2 separate regions of the Mus musculus genome follow, and region 1 is linked to region 2. The links are chromatin loops, found by intact Hi-C in ENCODE. Cell type or tissue: left cerebral cortex. All regions are shown on one strand. Links, peaks and the distances in the headings refer to the core of each region. The heading gives the core; the rest is flanking DNA. Region 1 holds the start of Serp2 (stress-associated endoplasmic reticulum protein family member 2). Region 2 holds the start of LOC115485926 (a long non-coding RNA gene).

What was found. Peaks named below come from ENCODE experiments on the same cell type or tissue, not always from the same donor. Only the 100,000 strongest peaks of a DNase experiment are listed, where the experiment ranks them.
Region 1: a loop joins it to region 2, with 4 times the contacts of the local background. A loop is called at or near these places in 3 of 42 quality-filtered maps.

What each region holds. Positions count from the first base shown.
Region 1 is chr14:76,551,466-76,561,784 of GRCm38, forward strand. It overlaps Serp2 (stress-associated endoplasmic reticulum protein family member 2), which reads right to left and starts at 5,222. Exons shown (of 3, transcript NM_001160326.1): 1 at 4,966-5,222. The coding sequence starts at 5,049. In left cerebral cortex, for the core only: a CTCF peak has its summit at 5,128; DNase peaks (open chromatin) are centred at 3,969, 4,549, 5,025 and 5,202; H3K4me3 peaks cover 2,343 bases; H3K27ac peaks cover 2,497 bases.
Region 2 is chr14:76,735,960-76,746,278 of GRCm38, forward strand. It overlaps LOC115485926 (a long non-coding RNA gene), which reads left to right and starts at 3,884. Exons shown (of 3, transcript XR_383616.1): 1 at 3,884-4,619. In left cerebral cortex, for the core only: a CTCF peak has its summit at 4,564; DNase peaks (open chromatin) are centred at 3,918, 4,475 and 9,067; H3K27ac peaks cover 481 bases.

The DNA.
Region 1 (10,319 bases), core at 1,052-9,051, 180 kb before region 2:
GGGAAGATGCCAGAAAAAGCAGGGACTTATCCAACAAAAGAATAAAGAAAAGAATGGGGCAGGGCACAAAACTGGGGTTGCTTCCTCATAACTTCAGCAAAAGATAGGCTGCAGTCAGTCTAAGCTAAGGAGCACGCAGAGAGAAACACACGGGGAAAAAAAGACAATCTGTAAATGTTTGCTTTCGGAGCAAATCACAAACTCAAGCTGTGGGTTTCAATGAAAGGCTGTGAACGTTTGAATATATACCCAACATTATAAAGTGCGTGCGGAAATACGTCCGTGTCTATGCAGCTCTGGCAGCTACACATTTAGGAGGTGCATCTTACTAGTGTTCCAGAAGAAGATGGATGGTGCTGCTGTGCACGATATAACCTTCCGACGTGTTGCGCCAAGTTTTAGTAAAGTTTCGAACAGAACTGAAAAAGCCTTCTTCGATTTGCTTCCCAGAAAAGTTCTTTGTATTAAAGCTACAAAGACATGCTGTATTTATTGATAACTGCCATCTTATATTTAATAATATTCTTCATTTGCTGTTGGCACATACCTAGAATCTCAGCAATGAGGTGAATTTGAGATTACACAGTAAATTCAAGGCCAGCATGGGTCACATAGGACAGCCATATTTCATTACATAGCTCAGTGGTAGTGCACTTGCCTAGCACACACAAGGCCCTGGTCTTAGTCCCCAGTACTGAAAAAACATAGGAATCCCTTTTCCTCTTCCTCCTTCTTTTGATAGATCAAGCTACAATTTTTTAGGTCTCGAATCACCTATTACCTTCTTAGGCTTTTGCCTCAGGCATGTCATTTGTATGATCAAGTACATTTTCTTGAGATTTGTTTATAACTTAAGATTTCTTGACTCCCTAGCGAACATGTTTAATATCTATCTTTCCACTATACTGGAGGCCCCACAAGGACTGGCAAGGAGTTTCTTTGAGGTATCAATGCAGAGCAAAGTCTGTCACAGACTTAAAGAAGATAATAAATATTCATTTAAGAATGAGCATGCATGGTTCATGAAATGTGATTTCACAGGTCAGGTAAAATGTGAGTCTACAAAGATTACTGCCCATTGATTGATTGATTGATTGATTGATTGATTGATTGACACAGGCTTTCTTCTAGTCCAGGTCAGGTAAAATGTGAGTCTACAAAGATTACTGCCCATTTATTTATTTATTTATTTATTTATTTATTTATTTATTTATTTATTGACACAGGCTTTCTTCTAGTCCAGGTTGTCCTCGAACAGAATTACTGGCATGCGACAGCATTCCCAGTTTTACATGGTGCTAGGGATGAGGTTCAGGGCTACCTATATGCTGTACAAGCAAGTCTACCAATTGAATGACACACTCAGCTGTCCTTTTAGTAAGACTTCGTAATTGACGGTAATGAGTGGGTCTTCTCTGTATTTTACTTACTAGATACTGAAGTAGAGATCAATGTGTCAACCACAGGTCTATTTTGACTAAAGATTAAAGCCACTCATTCTTTGGCCTTGACCAGCATACTTCCTGGGGAGTCATAATATAATAGGTCGTTGCTTTGGACCAGAAAAGAACCCAGCACTTCTTTAAGAATTTCACAGTATAGCTTTAGTGTGTCACGTAAGATTAGGCTAAACTCATATCAAGCAAACAACAGAGATTTTAAAGTCACTTGAGCAGAGTCTGACATTGGCCCTTGCCTGCTCTCTTCTAGAACTTTACTGTCCTAGTTTTTCCCAGACACCAATTCCATTGCCACTGTTGGAACTCACAGCACATTATGAAAAGATTTACCTCAGCTCTGTTCCCAGCAAAGCCAATAAGGGAATCCACGAATCTCTATATGAATCACTGGGCTACTAAGGATGCCAAATGGAGTCCTGTATTTTATACCTACAGTTTAACACAAATTAGACGTCTTGTAGCCCGGTGTATGTAATACAAAACCCTTTTGGATGACATGCCCCAGTGAATGGAAATTAGTTGTGGGCTTTCAGAGCTCTGGAACACCCGGCTGATCATAACACCAGTACATCCCCTTCAGAGAGTCATAATTTTTCCTGGAAAGGGTACCAGTACAACCCCACTGGGACAAGTCACACAAGCACCATTATACTGCTGCAAAAGACAGAGGAAAAGATTTTCTACAGCGATTCTGTAAAGAGCAAGGCTCACCTCAGACATGAGGGCCCAACACATGAAGGGCTGTCTTTTTCTTTGATAAAACCCTTGCTGGGCAGCTCAGAACCCTACAATCTGAAGTCCATTTCACTGTGGAGGATTTTCTACTGTCCAATCCCCAAACAGCCCTGCCATTTCTGTTTCTTGTCTCAATCTGCTATCTGGGAGAAAAACATTCATTTACCCAAAGCCATTAGCTAATCTGCCCACATACAGTGACAGAGGCTGACAGTGAGCTTGGTTTTTCAACTGGAACTTGCAAAACTGTTCCCATTTACTTAAGTCTATCCAGAATTAGTTACTCCTGTTTGGCCTCAGAAGGGGACAAGGGACTGAGGAGCATGTTTTACATATCAAAGCAGACCTGGCCTCCAGGTCTCCCAGCATCCTTCAATCCCTACCTGGCATAACCTGCCCCCAACCCTGCCAGCCCAGAGGTTGGGCCAGGGCTGTCCTTCTCCCAGAGGCTCTTCCCTATATATTATCCACACATTTTGGTTTCCCCTCTCTCTGTTTCCCTCTCTTTCTTCTGTGTGCACCCTTCCTCTCCCCACCACCCCATGGTGACTTCCGTAGCCTCCTTCTGTGGGGCCAGTGAACTCGCCCAAGAACACCTTCTGAGTAAGCCTGCCTTTAATCAAATCTAATCTGACTTGAATTGGCTCCCTTCACTGACAGAGAAATAACCTAGCAACTTCTACCAGAGTATAACCATGTTGGACTTGTAATTAAAACAACAAGATTCAGGATTTACAGAGAGAAATTTTATTTTCTTTTTGGATGCCGATACACTTACAATACGGCTAACCGAAAGACCCTTCAAAACAACTGAAAACAAACATCTATTGGGGCATGGTTTTGAAGCCTTTCATTACAGAATTAAGTCTGGTCAATTACAGGTCCTCAGAGGCGCCAGGCACTGCTGAGGAGGGCCATCCATGGTATAGCAGAACCTGTCAAGTGCACTTATGCCATACATTAAATATAATTTAAATGTAGCTGGAAATGTTGAGTTGGATTGCAGATGGTGAGTTATATCCACTCCACGGCGGTTTACCATCTTCTTTTCTTATTTTGAAGCCAACAATTTTTTTTTTTTTTTTGCTTTGTTTTAGGCCCTCAACATTCTCTCAAGTTCACAGAGGCTGATGGAGAAAATAGCCCTGCAAATTAGTTCTTGGTGTCCTTGCCCTCGCCCTCACATAAGCTGTCAACTGAGATCATTTTACATCTCTTTTGTTTTTTGTTTTTTCGAGATGGGATTTCTCTGTGTAGCCCTGGCTGTACTGGAACTCACTTTGTAGTCCAGGCTGGCCTCGAACTCAGAAATCTGCCTGCCTCTGCCTCCAAAGTGCTGGGATTAAAGGCGTGCAATACCACTGCCCGGCTTCATTTTACATCTGAACTCAGATTCCTTCGTTCATTAGAAAGAGCCACAGCTGCTTATTCCACTATGTCAGCAAATAGGTCTGCCACCTTGAGAAGGAAGAAATGATCTACTTTGAGCATAAAATAATTGCCTTTAATGCCAACTTGGGCAGTGGCTCCCTGCCCTGACCCAGTAATAAAACCTCATAGGGGAAACAGATTCCTGCGAAAAATATGGTTCCCATTCTATGGCGCCTTGGCATTTTGTCCCCTCCAATCATAGCTAAATGCTCTAGTTCCCCAAAAGAAGGAATTTTAAGGGTTACCTCAGCCTGGGGCTGTGTACAAAGCTCTGAGTAGTTTGACGCCATGGCTTCTCTGCCACAATTCTGCTTGGTTTAACAAGAATTCCGGTGTGATGACTACACAGCCAGCTTTTCCCCTCAGTTAATCAAACCAACATAATTTCTTTGCTAAAAGGCATTGCCTCATCAAGTCTGCGTTTCCAGACAAACCCAAGCTTCGGCTGGACTTCCCCATAATCGTATGGGCTAATAGATTCCAGGCGCCTTTGCAAACCAGTTCTTCGCAACGATGCAAACCCACACAAGCCTTGGATGGTTCAAAGTCACAGGCCTGACATTTTCTGGAGCAGATAACTTGGTTTCCTAAAGGAAATCTCTGCACTTAAGGTACACAGTTTACTTAAGATTCCAGGGGTAAAGCTTTAATACACAGTCTGGGAGCAAAGAACCTCGGGCACTAAGCTGGTCGCTACAGTTACAGCATCATAATGCGCCAGAATCCATACGGTGAATTATAGGCAGTAACGATGCACTCAGCTTTGGCTGAGGCGGCTTCAGTTTGCAAGAGAAAGAGGAGGGTGAAGAGAAATGTAGCTCGGAATCTCACGCCCTACTTTTATACCATATATATAATATATATGTACACACACACACACACACACACACACACACACACACACACAGGGAGAAGAGACAGACGATCACAAAAAGGGTGGAAAGAAAAATCTTAGCATGGGGGTGGGGAGAGAGTCCAGGGGCGGAGCCTGGAAGCTGTGGATAAGTGGCATTCTATCATTCGTTCATCCTTTCGTTCATTCATTCACTTAGTAGGCTCCCAGCCCAGTTGGCTTCACTGGCCCCTAAGATGCAGCTTTTAGCCTTTTTCAAGGACGATGGCTCCTTCTCTTGGGGAGTCTCCACCAACCAGAGCCCTCTCCGCCCACGAGAAAGCAGAGCAGTCTGCGCCCCCCAGAGCCCCGCTGGGTCCCCCAGCCTGCGGGACCCCGGAGGAGGGGCCGGGAGGCCTGGCTCCGAGCCCACGGCCCGCCCGCCCCGCCCCGCTCCGCCCCGCGGGTCCTGCCAGCTCGGCCCGGCCGGCGCCGCCCCCGCCTTACCAGGGTTTTGGCTACGTTTCCCCTCTGGGTGATGTTTTTGCTGTGCTTCTCGTTAGCCATCCGGATCCGCTGTTTGGCCACCATGGCTTGGGCGCTTGGGGATGCTCTCGACTCCCACCTGCAACGATGGCCGGGGTGAGCCGTAGCCGCAGCGCCCCGCGGCTTGCCCGGGCGCTGCAGGTGGCAAGGCACGGCCGAGCCCCGCGCACCCCGCTCCCGGAGCCCCAGCCAGCCGGCTCCAGAGAGAGGCCAGCGCGCGGACGGAAGTAATCTCTCATCTCAGGAAACCCTCTCCGACTTCCTCGCCATCCTTCCGGTCCCCCCAGCTACCTACCCTGCGCGGCCACCGAGGCAGGAGGCGGGAAGCGAGAGGCGGGCGCTGACACAGCGCCGCGCGCCAAGCCCAAGGGCACCGTGGCCCGGGGTGTCCGGGTCCTGAGATCGAACGCTGCGGGGCATAGGGTTCGGGCGACCCGGCGTTTGTGCGTGCGTGGGGGGTGGGGACGCAGCCGCACCCAGCCTGGTGACCTCTGACTGTTTCCTGACCACCTCGGGACAGGCAGGGATTGGGGCGCTGGTGCTTCAAGCTGAAGGCTAGACCCTAGGCATCGAGCGCTGAGTCTCAGAGCTGAGCCTGGCCAGGTTTGGGTAGTACTGTTGGGAAACACCCCAAAAGAACCTGCCCTTTAGGTGTCTGAGGAAACCCCACTTGGCAAGTTGGGTTGTGCAAAAAGAGACCCTTTGTGACATGGGACGAAGAGCCAAGAAGCCTCTTTCTGGTCCCTGAAAAATGTGGATGAGGGTGGAGTTGGACCAGACCTCACCTTGGCAGTGGTGGTCATCACACTAGCAGATTGCCCCAGAAACCACTGAGTGCATAGAGGGCAAAGGGTTCATGAGCCTACAGTACAGGAAGAATGGATGGCCACTGCCCATAACCAAAGTGTTGACCAGGCTTGGACTCTTATCCCCCACTGCCCCACCACCACTACTGTCTTGGGGCATCTTGGACCTTCAGGCATCCCTGTTCTATGGGGTACTAAGTGTGAGCTCCCAGACAGCATTGGGAGTTTCTCTGCAGTGAAAGGACAAAAATCAATATTTGAATATCCAGATGCTGACCCCGAGATTTAGCTAGGGGAGGAGTGGGGGCTGAACCGCTTATCTTTCCTCAACAAATATGGCTCCTTGGAGCTCAGGAGGGACATCTGGAGAAGTGGGAAGAGGTGGTCCAGGGTTAGGACAATACAAAATAGCACTCAAGGGTAAGGAGTGAGAGCTGTGTAGACCAGATATGTCGGATGCATCTCTGATCCTATCTATCTGTGCCTGGAGGATGCTTCAATAGGCTCTGGTATGGGTAGAATTTCTTATGTGGGTAGAAAGCTAGGAAGAGCTCTTTAGGATACGGTTTATCTTAGAGTTTCTGTTGGGATGAAACTCAAGCAGGGCAGAAACCTGGAAGCAGGAGCTGATGCAGAGGCTGTGGAGGGTGCTGCTGACTGGCTTACTTTTTCTGGCTTGCTCAACCTGCTTTCTAATAGAATCTGGGCCCACCTGCTCAGGGATGGCACCACCCACAATGGGCTGGGGCCTCCCCTTCAATCTGTAATTAAGAATATGCCTTACAGCTGGAGCTCATAGTCTCATTTCTCAACGGAGGCTCCTTCCACTCTGAAGACTCCAGCTTGGGTCAAGTTAGACAAAACCAGCCAATATACCCTTCTATCAACTGGTTAGAAATCTCTTCACTTGAATGAGCAGCTACTGGCTTCATTAACAGTATGAGCAGCCACCAACATCACAGGACCACTTAAGTCTGACCTATTCTGGTCCCTGATTTTAAGGACCACTGTGGGGAGCGGTGCGGCTGCAGGACCCGTGAAACCCACTTGTTTACTGCCTTGCCAGAGCATGCACAGTGAGGCTGCATGCGTGGGCTGCCTGCCAGGCTGGACTGTTCCTTGTGGTCAGGACCTGTCAGCCTATCTGTGAACGACCTGAGCTCGTGCCTGGAGCGTGTGTGAATTCTGATTGGATGAGGTGGGGTGGAGCTAGAAGGAGGTGAGTCTGTGCAAATAGTGAAGAGAGGAGTTTTAGCCCTTGCCGTGAGTAGAAGTACTAGAAGAGAAGCTGTTGTAATAGGAGTTGTTTTAGCCCTTGCCCTAAGAAGAAGCTGCTGGGGAAGAGAGCTGTAAAAGAAAAAGCCTGAGTAAAGTTGCTGCTTGAACCCAACTTGGTGTCTGTGTCGTTCGTGTCGCCGCCTCAGAGGACCAACGACAGACCACCACTGGCGTTTAAGTAGGGGAAGTGTTTCCTGAGCAGGGGGGGCTATTGTATAAGACCCACAGGTGCTTCTGCCTGTCCCTCACTTATTTCAGTAACTGGGCAGAAGCAGGGTAAATTCTCACCGAAGCTGACCAGAGCCCAGGCTCTAGGGGACATTCAGAGAAGTGAGGCTGATAGGTAGTTTCCACTTCTGGACTGGAAGCAGGGTGTTCCTCGCTCCACAGAGGCAGCCAACCGTATTGAGGAAAGATTATTATTTCTTGTTCGTTGTTTTCTGTGTGTTAGGGAACAATCTTACTCCTTTAATTTCTACTTTATGACATTTTGAATTAGTTTTTATTAAATTGAGGACCTGTCCACAGTAAAAAGTCCAGTGAAAAGTCCTCCACTCCCACATTTTCTACTGCCTGCCTGCCTGTCTGTCTGTCTGTGTACCTACCCACATATCTGTCATCAACCTGCCTATTTGTAGAGTCCCTTCAGAAGTCCAAACAGAAGCAGAGGATGGTGATGACTATCGACTCCTATATTTTGGAGGCCAACACAGGGGAATCTCTAGTTGAAGTCCAGCCTAGGCTGTATATGAAGACCCTACTCTACAAGAAAAACAAGACTTTTGGTCCTGTTCTCAACCTCTAGGGAAGGAAGGAGGGCCAAGAGTTGAGTTGATTACCAGGCCAATGAAGCAATCAACCACATCAGAATAATAAAGACTTTATAGAATCCCTAAAAGATTTCATTGAGTGAGCCACTGGGTGGCCAAGCGTGGGTAGGCTCCCAGAAGGTGTGGAAACTCTGGCCTGATCCCCTTAACCCTGACCTTTGTTCCTCTTCAGTCTGCTGCTTTGTGAAACCTTTATAACATATGCTCAGTGTTTTCCTGAGCTCGCTGAAACATTCTAGCAAACTGCTTGTTGTAGTTACTCTTATTGCTACAACCAAATACCCGAAGACATTAGAAAGAAGGGTTTGTCTGGGCTCACAGTTGAAGGATAATTCATCATGGCGGGCTGTCCTGGCAGCAGGAGTTTGAGGAAGGTGGTCACAACATCTGGGAAAGAAACAATGAACAATGCAACTGTCTGTGGGGTTTCTCCTCTATTTGTGTCTGGAATCATAGCCCATGGAATGGTGGTGCCCACAGTTAGGTTGGATATTTACCACTTCAGTTAACCAAATCTAGAAAGTCTCTCACAGACTTCCAGTGGTTTGTCTTCGAGATAATTCTAGGCCATGTCAGGTTCATAATCAAACGAACCATCATATTAATCAGATCGCATTGAACCATGGGAGCCCCAGTCTGTCCCCTGTTGCTTTAGATGCACAGATTATACTGACTGGGATCTGGCATCTGAAGCAGGGCAGGCTTAGAGACTGAGGCCTTAACCTGTGGGGTTGAACGATACCTCCTGGTTTATGGCATCCATATCCGAGCTGAGTTGAATTAGGGGTCACTTGGCTGGTGTCCACTCCAAACTTTGCTTGCCAGTGTTGAAGCAGTCCCCCTTTCTCATTTGTCAGAAAGTCCTGCTGAGTATGAAATTGCAGGGCTTTGCTCTATCACTACAGTGGAATTAGGTTCTTGCTAGTGAAATTTGTATAATTTCTGTCAGTGGAGTTCCTGGTTCTGGAATGAGAAAACGTCCTATTGTGACTGTCCCTTCCCTTGCTTTACCCCTCCCCCACCCCGCCTTTGTCCTGTTGAGTCAGGCCAGCGCCATAACTGATCTCATTTCTGCTTATTGCCCAAGGAGCCTCATGACTGGCCGTGGAAAGTTGTCCCCTCTTTTCATGGATGCTCTTCTTTCTGTGCTCCGCCTCCAGCCTCCCTTAAGCCAGAAGCTGCAGCGGCTCCCATAACCTAGGTGCTCTGTCAGGAGCTGGATCCCAGCATCGACTCCACAGTAACAACTGGGCTCAGAAGGAGCCAAGTGTGGAGCTGTTCTGCACTTTGGGGAGACGTTGATAAGAGTTGAGTTCCTTGGATTTGTCCGTGCTGCCAGCAGGAATTTTTGTCAAGTGTCAGCACCATGCTGTGTTCAACTACAACCTCTAAAGCCTTATGGGTATTTAACTTTGAATTTTAGCCTTTACAGAAGAATTCCTAACAAGCCAATGCACATGAAACTGAAATCTGCCCCCACTGGATTTATGAGAGACTGGGTTTTACCCATCTTAAAAAGAAACGATGCTTCATCCAAGGACCCAGATGCTGTCCTGTTGAGCTGTGATGTAGAGGATGCCTGACATTTTTCTGCAGCAGAGTATGTGTGAACCTCCCCTACTATGTGATTCTTGGGATGTTCCCTCCCACTACAGAGCATAAGGAAATACATTTGGTCTCTCAATCCCTGACAGCTAGGACCAGTTATTAAATACTCCCATTTCAAACTTGAATTCTTGATCCAGTGATAAAAAAGAGAGGGGGGGGCATTTAAAACTTCCTCTTGGTGCTGGCAACAGGCTTCCTGCAGCCATGGTGGTGAGTCCCCAACAGTTATTCCTCTGCTACCTGAAATCCATCCGTTCCTCCTTTGCTTCTATTGCCCAGGGTTTGTTGGTAAGCACACAAGAACTCTAATACAGGTGAGAACAACCCCACCTACACATCTGGGATGCTTGATAAGTGTAGCAGACAAATCAGGCATTGATAACAAATGGCCTTTCTTCAGCTCGTCCTTCAGGGGAACGGAGGAGAGAGGCCATGGAGATCGTGCTGTGAGTGGCCAGTCCCTCAGTGTGGTTGGGTGTAGTTGACAGGAAATGGCCGCATCGAGTTGGTACTTCAGTCACTTTCAGCTTCTTCAAAATCAGGCAAGTTCCAAATTGTCTCCCTATTCTGTTCTCTTTACACCCTGGGGCATGTTTGTGCTGATGTGACAGTGGTAGATAGGATTCAAGCTGACAGCTAATGCTACCCAGAGTCCATTCGGTTCTATAGAAGGTGGTTCTGTGGACACCTGCACCGTGCAACTAGAAAACTTGGACTGCACTTACTCTTATGTTTGCTGAGTGTTTGTTATGTGCCAGACACCATTTTAACCATGAAAACTCAAATACTAATG
Region 2 (10,319 bases), core at 1,125-9,124:
GGGCTCTCTCCCACTCTCCTCTTCCCCACACACCCACGGCCCTACAGAAAAATGGACAAGAAGGAGAGATAAGTGTAAAACATTCTATTATTGCATAAATGGGGAGGTGCTGCCTAAAAGATGCAGATGAAGGGGCAGGTATATCCTGCGATAGATAAATCAGGCTAGAGAAGGAGAAAGCCTAGGGGTGAGGCTATCGAGGATGCAGAGGTGGACATCCTAAACCATGTCTCCATAGCAACCCAGGCTTTCCTCTAAGCCACCTGCCACGATGCCTTGGAACCGCTACTTCAGTCCTCCCTTTAATTCATGTGCTTCATAAATGAGTGCTTTAAGCTCTATATTCCCAGAACCCAGCTCAGCTCCTGATAAATAGAAGGTCTTCAAAACATACAGCAGCTCGCTTAAAATCTGGAGGCAATACAGGCCACTTGTGAGGCAGAGACAGCAAATAAAATAGCTTGACTTTGGATGATGGGTGCTTGTTGTGGTAAGTCTCCAACCCAAATATACCCTGGCAATGAAAACACAACTCAGTTAATATGATTACATGCTGTGGCCTCGATTGGGCAGATCTACTGCTACACTGCCATCTTCCACATCTATGAGACCCCTTAGAACTTGGGGTTTCTCCAGGCCATGTGCTTCTGCTCTGCTTTTCTTCTTCCTCTTCTGTGTCTCCTCTCTCTCTCTCTCTCTCTCTCTCTCTCTCTCTCTCTCTCTCTCTCTCTCTCTCTCTCTTCTCTCTCTCTCTCTCTCTCTCTCTCCCCACCTTCTGCTCCACCTTCCCTTTTATCTGCCCAATCATCAGCTCTCCTTTATTTTACAAATTAAAGTGGGAAGCAGGTTTACAGGAAATCACCAGAGTGCTGACTCATTCCTTGTTCACAGCCCCCCCCCCCCCCCCAGGAGAACGGAGTTAATCTCAAATATAATTAGCTCCAGGGCTATCCACAACAGATGCTTGTAGGGACCTGTGTCTCATAAGGGTGAATGACTTCCTGATGGGCTTGAGCACTTAACAGTTACCGAACTGTGTGATCCAGAAGCCCAGAGTAGGCCTGGTTGGCTTGAGATTTAATTTTGAGAGACCTTTGATAAGGAGTGGGAGAAAAAGAAGAAGATCATGGACCGAAGCACTACTGAAGTGTTGTGGGTAGTCAGCATGAGATTAGGGCTAGAGGGGCTGAAGAAGCATCTATGACAATAAAGGATATGAACATAAACTGGGGGGAAGAGACTTGCTTGTTTTCATTGTTGTTGTTTTTCCATTCTTTCATTCATAAGTCTGAAGGTCTTTATCTAGCATTGGGTTGTGCAAGTGTCTGTGCTAAATTCCATTCCCTATCAGCTGTAGGACACCAGACAGTGACCACATAACCTAAACCTGCATGAGTTCACGTTCCAACACTCTCTGTGTGCTTCGTGGAAATACATTTAACTCCCTAACACCCTGTTCTTTTCATTGGCTATTAACTGGCCGATCTCTTAGAGTTATCTTGAGAATTGCAGTAAGCTGATAAAGACTGGGTATTGTAGAGTAGAGATTTGTTCAGCAGCTGCTTATGCATCGAGTCACGGGAGATTAGGAAACCAACAAAGAGGACCTATTCTCATCTTCCAGTATCCCCAAGACAACTTAGGGAAGGCTTAGGGGTAGGAAAAGAGGCTGTGTAATGTGTTGTGGGTGGGTGGAAGGATGGATGGTGCGAGAGACATGGCATTCAGACTTTAAGGTCACTTGGGAAGTTCAAAGGGGTGCCATAAAGGAAACAGTAATCGAACTGGATTCTACGAGAGGCAGAAATCCAGATGAAATGGTTTGATGGAGCATAATGACACACCTCCATGCAGGGTTCTTATAGAGTTGAACTGAGAATCGTACCTATAACTCAAGAGGCCAGTACACACACAGTCAGGCACACATCTCCCTGGCTCCAGCTCTGTCTTCTGTGGATCATTCATAGCCTACACCAGGAAATGAGGGCATATTTCGAAAAACATAAGGGGAAAGAGAAGTCAGGGTCCCCGAGGACCTGATGTTTCAGACATGGTTGATGAGTGAGGGAAGAGAGCCAAGTGTTCACTCAGAGGCTGGTGAGAGTCCCATGGGGTGACAGGGGCAGACAAGAGGGTTCAGGTCACACATATGGAGGAAGGAAAGACAAGAATGGTTTGGTAAGTTCAATCAAATGTAACCAAAGCTCACCTAATGGGAGAAAGGTGACAACCAAACATCCGCCTCAGAGGTGCCCAAGGTGACACTGGTGGCTGCTGGGCAAGGCCTGGGACCCTCATGTCTGCCAAAGCTCAGGCCATTTATTTTTTTTTTTTCTCATGACATCTCCATGGGCCATCTGAAAGTTAGCACTCCCATGAGGAGAGTGGATCCTAGAGAGGCGGGAGGGCGCAGATGCTTCCATGCTCAAACCATCATGCCTTCTAAATGCTTTGTGCCCTAACTGGTGGGTCCCAGATTCACTCAGGAGAACCCCACTCTTGCCCACCCACAGAGTCAGCCTCAGGAAGGAACTTGGCAAGGCATAAAGAAGGCAAAACTATAGCTAGGATTGGTCCTAACATTTCCTGGTGGTACAATTCACTTCAAAGATGACCTTAAAACGACTCTGAGTTCAAATATTTATAGTATTTGGATATATACTGGATATTGGTGTGTGTGTGTGTGTGTGTGTGTTTTGAGACAGGGTTTCTCTGTGTAGCCCCTGACTGTCCTGGAAATCACTCTGTAGACCAGGCTGGCCTCGAACTCAGAAACCCACCTGCCTCTGCCTCCCAAGTGCTCGGATTAAAGGCATGCGCCACCATGCCTTTTTATGCAAGTTTTAGAGTAAAGACCTGTGAGACCAGGCCATTTACAATTGCATAGGTGTGTATCAAGAACACAGAAAAGCCCTACATGATTCATCTATCCCCTTGCCTGAAATGTTACTAACATACAGTCGTATACATGTGGTGCCCAGGCCAGCCTTTGATTTCGAGACAGCAGCTCTCTATGCTTTGTAAGCAAGCCATGAAGAGAGGTTTGCCCACTTGAAAGATGAACAGCCTGGAAGAGGAGACAGACATAGAAGACAATTCCTGTTTTCTTTTTGTGCCTCTTCTGTGCTTCCTAACTTGTGAATTCTCCAAACTCAAAAGTTGCGATGGCAAATGGAGTCTGAAGAAAATACCCCAACCCAGCCAACAATGTAACCTGGCACAGGAATGCCCTGTACACTTTCGGCTGACCAGCAGACACTGTGGGGCTTTGCACGGAATGTGCTTACAGATGCTAGGTGATTTCAAAATAATTTTGGTAGGAGTAATAAAAGCAAAAGCCTGTGATTGCAGGAGGAGCAGGAGGAGAGGAAGAAAGGTTGAAAGAGCCAACAAAGCAAAGAGGGAGGAAAAGCTTTAGTTTATGGATTGATGAGAGATTTGCTTTTCTTTGTTTTAATCAGGGTCTGGGCCTAACTCTTCACTTCTTGCTATTTAAACTGGTGAATCATCACACCCCACTTTGGCATCTGCTAACTACAGGGCAGAATATTTAACCCATTACAGTTAAACCAAAAATCCTACTGTAAAATCCCCTTCATTGTCATCAACCTCTGATAGCCTTTGTGGACTCCCAAGCTAAGGGAAAGTATCATCCTTGCTTAACTGGCATCTTATGTGTCTCTTTTCCTAGAGACACCATGTTCTGTTTGTTTGGTAAATATGTCAACCCCCAGCCCCGGCCCCCATCTTCCCTATCACCATCTCTAAGAGCAGAGACTGCTGTGAGCTCCTTCCCTGAACCTAGAGCACGTCATACAAGAGAGTAGTAGGTCTTTTGTACACAGCAAGTAAGGGAATGCATGCACGAGTCAAGGAACAGACGATAGAAGATAGCAAATCATTCCTAGCCACTGAGGTTATCCAATCACAGCCAAGGTAGGCGGGTCATGCAAATATCACTTCACACCCCACTCCTCCCTTGCCCTTTTGCTTCTTTTTTGGCCACATGCCTCTCTACTTGTTCCTTCTACCTCTCCCTTGGGCATTAAGCAGCGCGCGCGCGCGCGCGCGCGCACACACACACACACACACACACACACACATCGGATGTCCTCACACCCCGGGCAGCGGAGTCTCTGTGGGCTGCTCTGGAAGAGCCCTGCAGCGTGCGGTTTCTATGGAATGGGAACATGTCAATTGGCAGGAGCTCAACTTGGAAAGCAAAGCCATGCCTTGTTGTGTCTTCGAATTCAGACCATTTTTTCATATACATCGAAGATAACAAACAAGGCCTATAAGTGGAGCCAGTCAAAGGGAGCCCGAATGCTTCAGGCGCCACCAGAGGCAAGAAGAATGCTGGGTGGTGGCGATACTGTTTAGGAAAGAGCCTCTGTAATTGCTCTACTGGAGAGCCACATTTGCACAACCCAATTGTGTGGTGTCCGACTGAGCAAGTTAGCAAAATAAAGACAGATGGCAGATTAACTCCAACCCGCCCACCAGATGATGGCAGCCAATGTGGAGGACTCGGGAAAGCTTCCTGCAGTGTCTTTGCTAGATGCCACCTAGTGACTCTCCCAAGCACTACAGTCTGCTTGCAGCATCCACTCAGGCCCTGGGTAAGGAGACTGCCAAGGATGGCCTGTTCTTGTTTGGGAAAGAAAGAAAAAAAAGGAAAGATGCCAGGTTGGAGAAATGAGAGTTAAACCCGTCTCTCTGTTATATACTTAGAAGAAAAGGATTGTGGTGTGTGTGTGTGTGTGTGTGTGTGTGTGTGTGTGTGTGATGTTAGAATTTAAGCTAGGTCCTCACACATGTTATAAATAAGGGAGTGTGGGAATAAGAAAGCTAATCTCAAGAGACACCTTTCTCTTGGGAATACATGACTCAGAAGACTTCAGACAGCTTACACAACTTAACCCTAGAACAGCAAATATTGTCCTCTTAAGTGTCACCTCCAAAAGACTGTCAGAGACTGTTTGGACAATGAGAGATTGTGCAGTAGGTTCCAAGGCTCAGAACTGGGATCCTGTGGTCACTGCAGGTTGTTGGCTACAGCGACTGAAGGGAAGTCTGACTAATGGTATTTGGGTTGTTACTGAACAACGTACACTAGGCTGTGGAGTCTGCTAATTTGTTGAATATCGAATATGTAGTGAAAGAGGTTTCTGGACTCCCAACAGATCTAAGCTGCAATGAACATTGAGCATGTAGAAGAAATGGTGTTTTTCTAACTCAAAGGAGAGGGTCGGAATCAATTGCTATTTTGCTATGATCTGCTGAGCTGTGGCTTCCTTGTGTTTGTATTTCCCTCACGGGAGATACTGTGTGACTGGATATTCACAATGCTATCATAGTAATTCAGGGCTTGGAGTTCTGGAATATGTTGGAAGAACTTGGTGCTAAGACCCTGACCATCCCTAACTACAGGTTTGATTAACGTATTCTTATTTTCCTTTTCCTCGTTTGGAAATAGTATTTTGAGTGCTCAGCAACACGTCAGAAACGAATACTGTTCAGTGACTGAGACAGAGTCCCGATCTCCCTGGGCTCATAGTCTCCTGGGAGGATGACACAAGGTGAACAAGATAAACAACATACAGAGAATAACATGTATCAGGCAAGAAACTCCATTAGAAGACATTGGCAGAGGGAGGTTAAGGGAAGAAGGACCTGTCCCAGTGGAGCACAGAGCTGTGGGATGATTGGAAGAGGGCTCCAGCAGGGACAGGTGCCACAGGGTCTGAGAAAGAGCGGATTCAACATGCTTGAGAACAACAGAAGCACTACCTGGAAGTCCAGCCATCACTGTGTGTGCCCAATAGATTTAAGAAGCCTAGAGGGTCCTAAGGAGACTTCAGTTGGTGATGTCTCCTGGAGGCCAGGCCCTAGCCTAGGATCAGTGGACACAGAGGTTAGTGATTCATTTTGGTGTCAAGCTGATTGGATTTAGGTGACCCTGGGATATTAGTCAAGTACACCTCAGTGTGTCTATGGAGGCATTTACAAGGAGGATTAAATAAGGGGGAAGATCCTCTCTAAATGAGTGACCATAAAGGACCAGTACAGGGAGGGCATCCTCTTTTTGTGCTTCCTGACCACCAGGTAGTGAACTACTCTGCCAGACCCAAGCTCTTTACCGGTGATGTACTGACACCTCTGAAACCAGGAGCCCAAACCACTCTAGATCTTGATGTTTAGAGGATCTCCAGTTAGAACAGTGCTTTGGGAGTTAAGAAACAGAGGAATGACAGGCTTGTGTCATTAACAAAAAGAGTCACTCAGAGCAGACTGCAGAGGATAGAATGGACCCTCTACTGGTACAGATTGGAGGGAGTGGGGACTTCGGAATGTGCAGAGAGACAGAGCTGGGAATGGGTACTGTGAAGTCTGGGGCTAAAAATTCCTCAGGTCTGAAGTGTGAGGACTGAGGTGTCAGGGTTAGGTCTTTGGTCCTATGATGAGTCAGAGGCCCTACAACAGCAGGGATGAGCTGGGGACGGAGGCAGGGTCAGGCATGCAGAAATTCTTTATCCCCTGGGGCTGCAGGCATACGGGTCTTGAGTCATCTCTTCCTTTCTGACGTAATAACCTGCTCTGACTACTCCCTAACAAAGAAAACACCAAGTCTAAGTCACAGATGTGAAAGACGAAGACTCCATGGTTAGGGTGGAGCCTGGGTGGGAGCTTTAGACCCTCACAGCCACCTTGGCTCCACTGCCTATGTGTTCATATTCAGTGGCTGGGTCAAAGGACACTGAACACTGTCTTGCACCATGGCTATCGATGGAGACTCCTTCTCTTGGACACACTATTTATCATCAAGTTCTTGGTTCCTTCTGGAGTCATCCCAATTGTCCCTACTGACCTTTCCAATTTGTACCAACGATGGCAACTACCTTAAGCGTCCAAATGGTACTGCAACCAAATGTGCCCCTTCCTGTCTGCCCATTACTTATTCTGAAAGTTACTCTGTCTTGTCTCCCATTGGACAGTAACTCATCTGTAAGCAGACCACTCCTTCTTAGCTGCTGGAAAGTGGGAAGGAGTAGATCTTATCTGACCTCCCTTAATGAAAGGGGCTGTGCTCTTCATAAAGAGCCACCCCGTGTGTTGTATAGTACTACAAGCAGAACACCTGGCACCTTGATAAGGACAGTTTGTGTCTGCTTGTAGAAGATCATCACAATTAGTTTTGTTGATTGTTGAGGATCCCTCATAGAACGAGGGTTGGGGACCTTCACCTGAGCATCCAGTTATTCCTCCTAACTAGTTAAATGTAAGTTATTCCCTAATTGTACTGTCCTAGGGAACCACAGAGGGCCTAGAGCCGTGGTTCTCAACCTGTGTGTCTTGACCCCTAGTGTGTATGTGTGTGGGTTGGGTTCGGGGTGGGTGTTAAACAATTCTTTCAAAGGAGTCACATACGAGATATTCACATTACTATTTGAAACAGTTGCAAAACAAAACCAGTTTTGAAGTAGCAACAAAATAATTTTATATTAGGGGGTCACTAGCACATGAGGAACTGTATTAAAGAGCCTCAGCATTAGGAAGGTTGATAGCCACTGGCCTAGGCTCGAGGGACTAGGGAAACCTTGGTGTAATTGGACTCTGGCTTGTCACTGCGATCTTAGAGAGAGGGTTTGACATGGCCTCGTCCTCCCCAAGGAGAACATTCTTGTGACACCCTGTGAGCGTCAGAAACTTTAGCAGTAAACCAGTTATGTTCCATACTTAGTGGGTTTCTGCTAGCAGGGTCTGCATGATAGGTTGTCTTGGATCTTTGTGAAGACAATTAAAAAGAAATAATGTGAAAGAATTGAGACCACACTCAGAAATACATTGTGTTTAGTTTCCTCAAAGTCTATTTTACCTTCTCACCATGATCAATAACCCCTGCTTGTGTCTACAGCATGGGGCCGTTATGGTGAATCGCAGAAGAGAGCAGGCTTGAGTGTTAGGGAAGATGTGACTCTTGGGCTCTAACTGCCATTTAGAGCATCTTGCAGGGCTTTACCATCCTCATCCACAAGCCACAGATTGTCAGAGGCAAATGGCAGAGCTGTTATAAAGATTGACTTATGACATGCAGAGCATTTGGTGCAGGGACCTGCACGAGCAGAGACACTTGGTCCTAATATCCAGCACTTTGACTGGCACATGTCTATTCTTTTGATGTGTGGTGCCATTCCTGAAGTGCTCCTGTTGTCCTTGTCCTTGCCATGTTCATGGGTCACCATTCTGATTCTGTGACATTCACTAGCCCTTATCTGTGCCTCCCTAAGGGAGAAAAGGGCTTAGTGGTTTGACCCAGTGCCTTCCTTGAATGCTGTATTCCTGACCTACCAGGCAGGATGCACTCACGGGTGCAACAGTACCACGAGTGTTATGGGTTATCGAATTGCTTTCTGGTTGAATTGAGGCTGCTCCACAGGAATGAATTTCTTGCCTGTTCCTGTAGTCCTTCCTGGTCAAAAGCCCACGGCTGAGGAGGTCACAGGCCCTAGGGTAGAACTTGCTATTGTTATGTCGCTGAATGTTCATGCTGTCAAATCACCTTCTATATCTTTATGTTTATACCCACAAACCTGGACCGGTCCCAATCTTGGTCAGAGAAGTTTGGTTTTGTAGGGAGCAGTAGCCAACAGAGAGTTGCATAATGGGTCAAAGTGGTGAGAATGAGAGGTTGAATGCTGAGCCATAAACATCTATATCAACTCTCCCTGCTGTTGCCACTGCTCAGGAACTGTCATGAGATGGGAGATGGGGGGGGGGGCTATAGGGGCTGGAGGGAGGGAGGAGAGCTTCGACGCTGGCTTCCAGACAAGACGTGACTGTTGGCCTTGTGCACTCACGACAGCTGTGCTCAGTGGCATAACACCCACGGAAGCTCAAGCCAGTCCAAGCCAGACCTCTGGCTGAGATGGGCAGATGATGTGCAGGACCCGCCCCTTACAGTTGACAGTTTCGGGAGGAGGGAGAATCACCCGTTTCCGAGGGTGTAAGCAAGGCACTGGTACAATTCCCATGCTCCAGTGGGTGGCCCCAAATCCATGCACGTTTGGGCAGCACTAAAGAGAATTTGTAGGTTATTAAAAACAAGAAAGAAAGGAAAGACACAAGGCTGGGAGGGGCATGTGCTGAGGAAGGAGTAGCAATGATCATATTTTGTTGTAGACATGTATGGAATTCCCATGAAAATGTAAAAAGCAACGTTGAACCCTTAAGTGCAGGCCGCAAGTGCTTTTGTGTACACAGTCTGAGCTGCTCGTGCTTCCGTTTGCTGCTCTGTGGGACCGTGTAAATACCGGAGGAAAGAGGTGCTTGCTGTTCTCTCTGGGCTCCCTGGGACGACTGTGTCACGAAGCAGCGTTAGCCGAGGTTCCTTCTCCCAACATTCAGTAAGCCTCCCTGCTATTCAGCGGGAGACTCGTTTTCAGTGTGAAAGATTGCGCTGCTCACAGATAAACCGTTGTAAGGCCCTGACTTGCCGTCAATTATTGATGCTGGCTGTAAATGCTGGTGTTAAACATGAACAGGAAGCCTCGCTATACCGCTGCTATGCAACCGTTCCTTTCCATTTACAGTCGCGGTGGTGGTGAATACAGGACTGTGTGCTGTGGGCAGTACTCCCATTCCTATGAACATATGTCATATGTTTATTGAAATGTTCATAGATGCTTTTCATAAGCCTTCATGGCAAGGATCTGTAAGACTATACTAAATCAGGCTAGAAGATGGAGTAGTTAGTAAAATACTTGCTTTGCATGTGTGAGGGACTGAGTTCTGACCCTCAGTACCCATGTAAAAAAGTCAGGCATGGCTATAATATGTGCCTTATAATCCAGGCACTGGGAGGCAGGATCCTTGGGGTGGGGGCCTCTTTGGCCAGAGCCTAACTTGTCAGCTCTAAAAGCTCTAAATTAGGTGAGAGACCCTGCCTCAAAAAGTAAGATGGAGATAGACAGTAACCCGATGTCAACCTCGACATGCACACACACACACACACACACACACACACACACACACGCACACACACAGATATACCACAAATAAAAACAAAATAGAGAGAGATGTGTCTTAAACCAAAGAAACAGGAAAACATCAAACGTCATGCTCTCTACTGTACCTGTGTACAATAGAGTTACACCCTTTGGATCTCTTAGTGTATTGGTTTCCTTCTCCTTCCTACATGGATACAATCAAGAAACTTACTGAGATCATTCCGAGGTAACCACAGTAAAGAAGACACAGCAGTGCCTGTCATGGTAGAGGCCGTTTTCTCGGTGGGTGACTGCCATAGGAAAGGGCAGTGT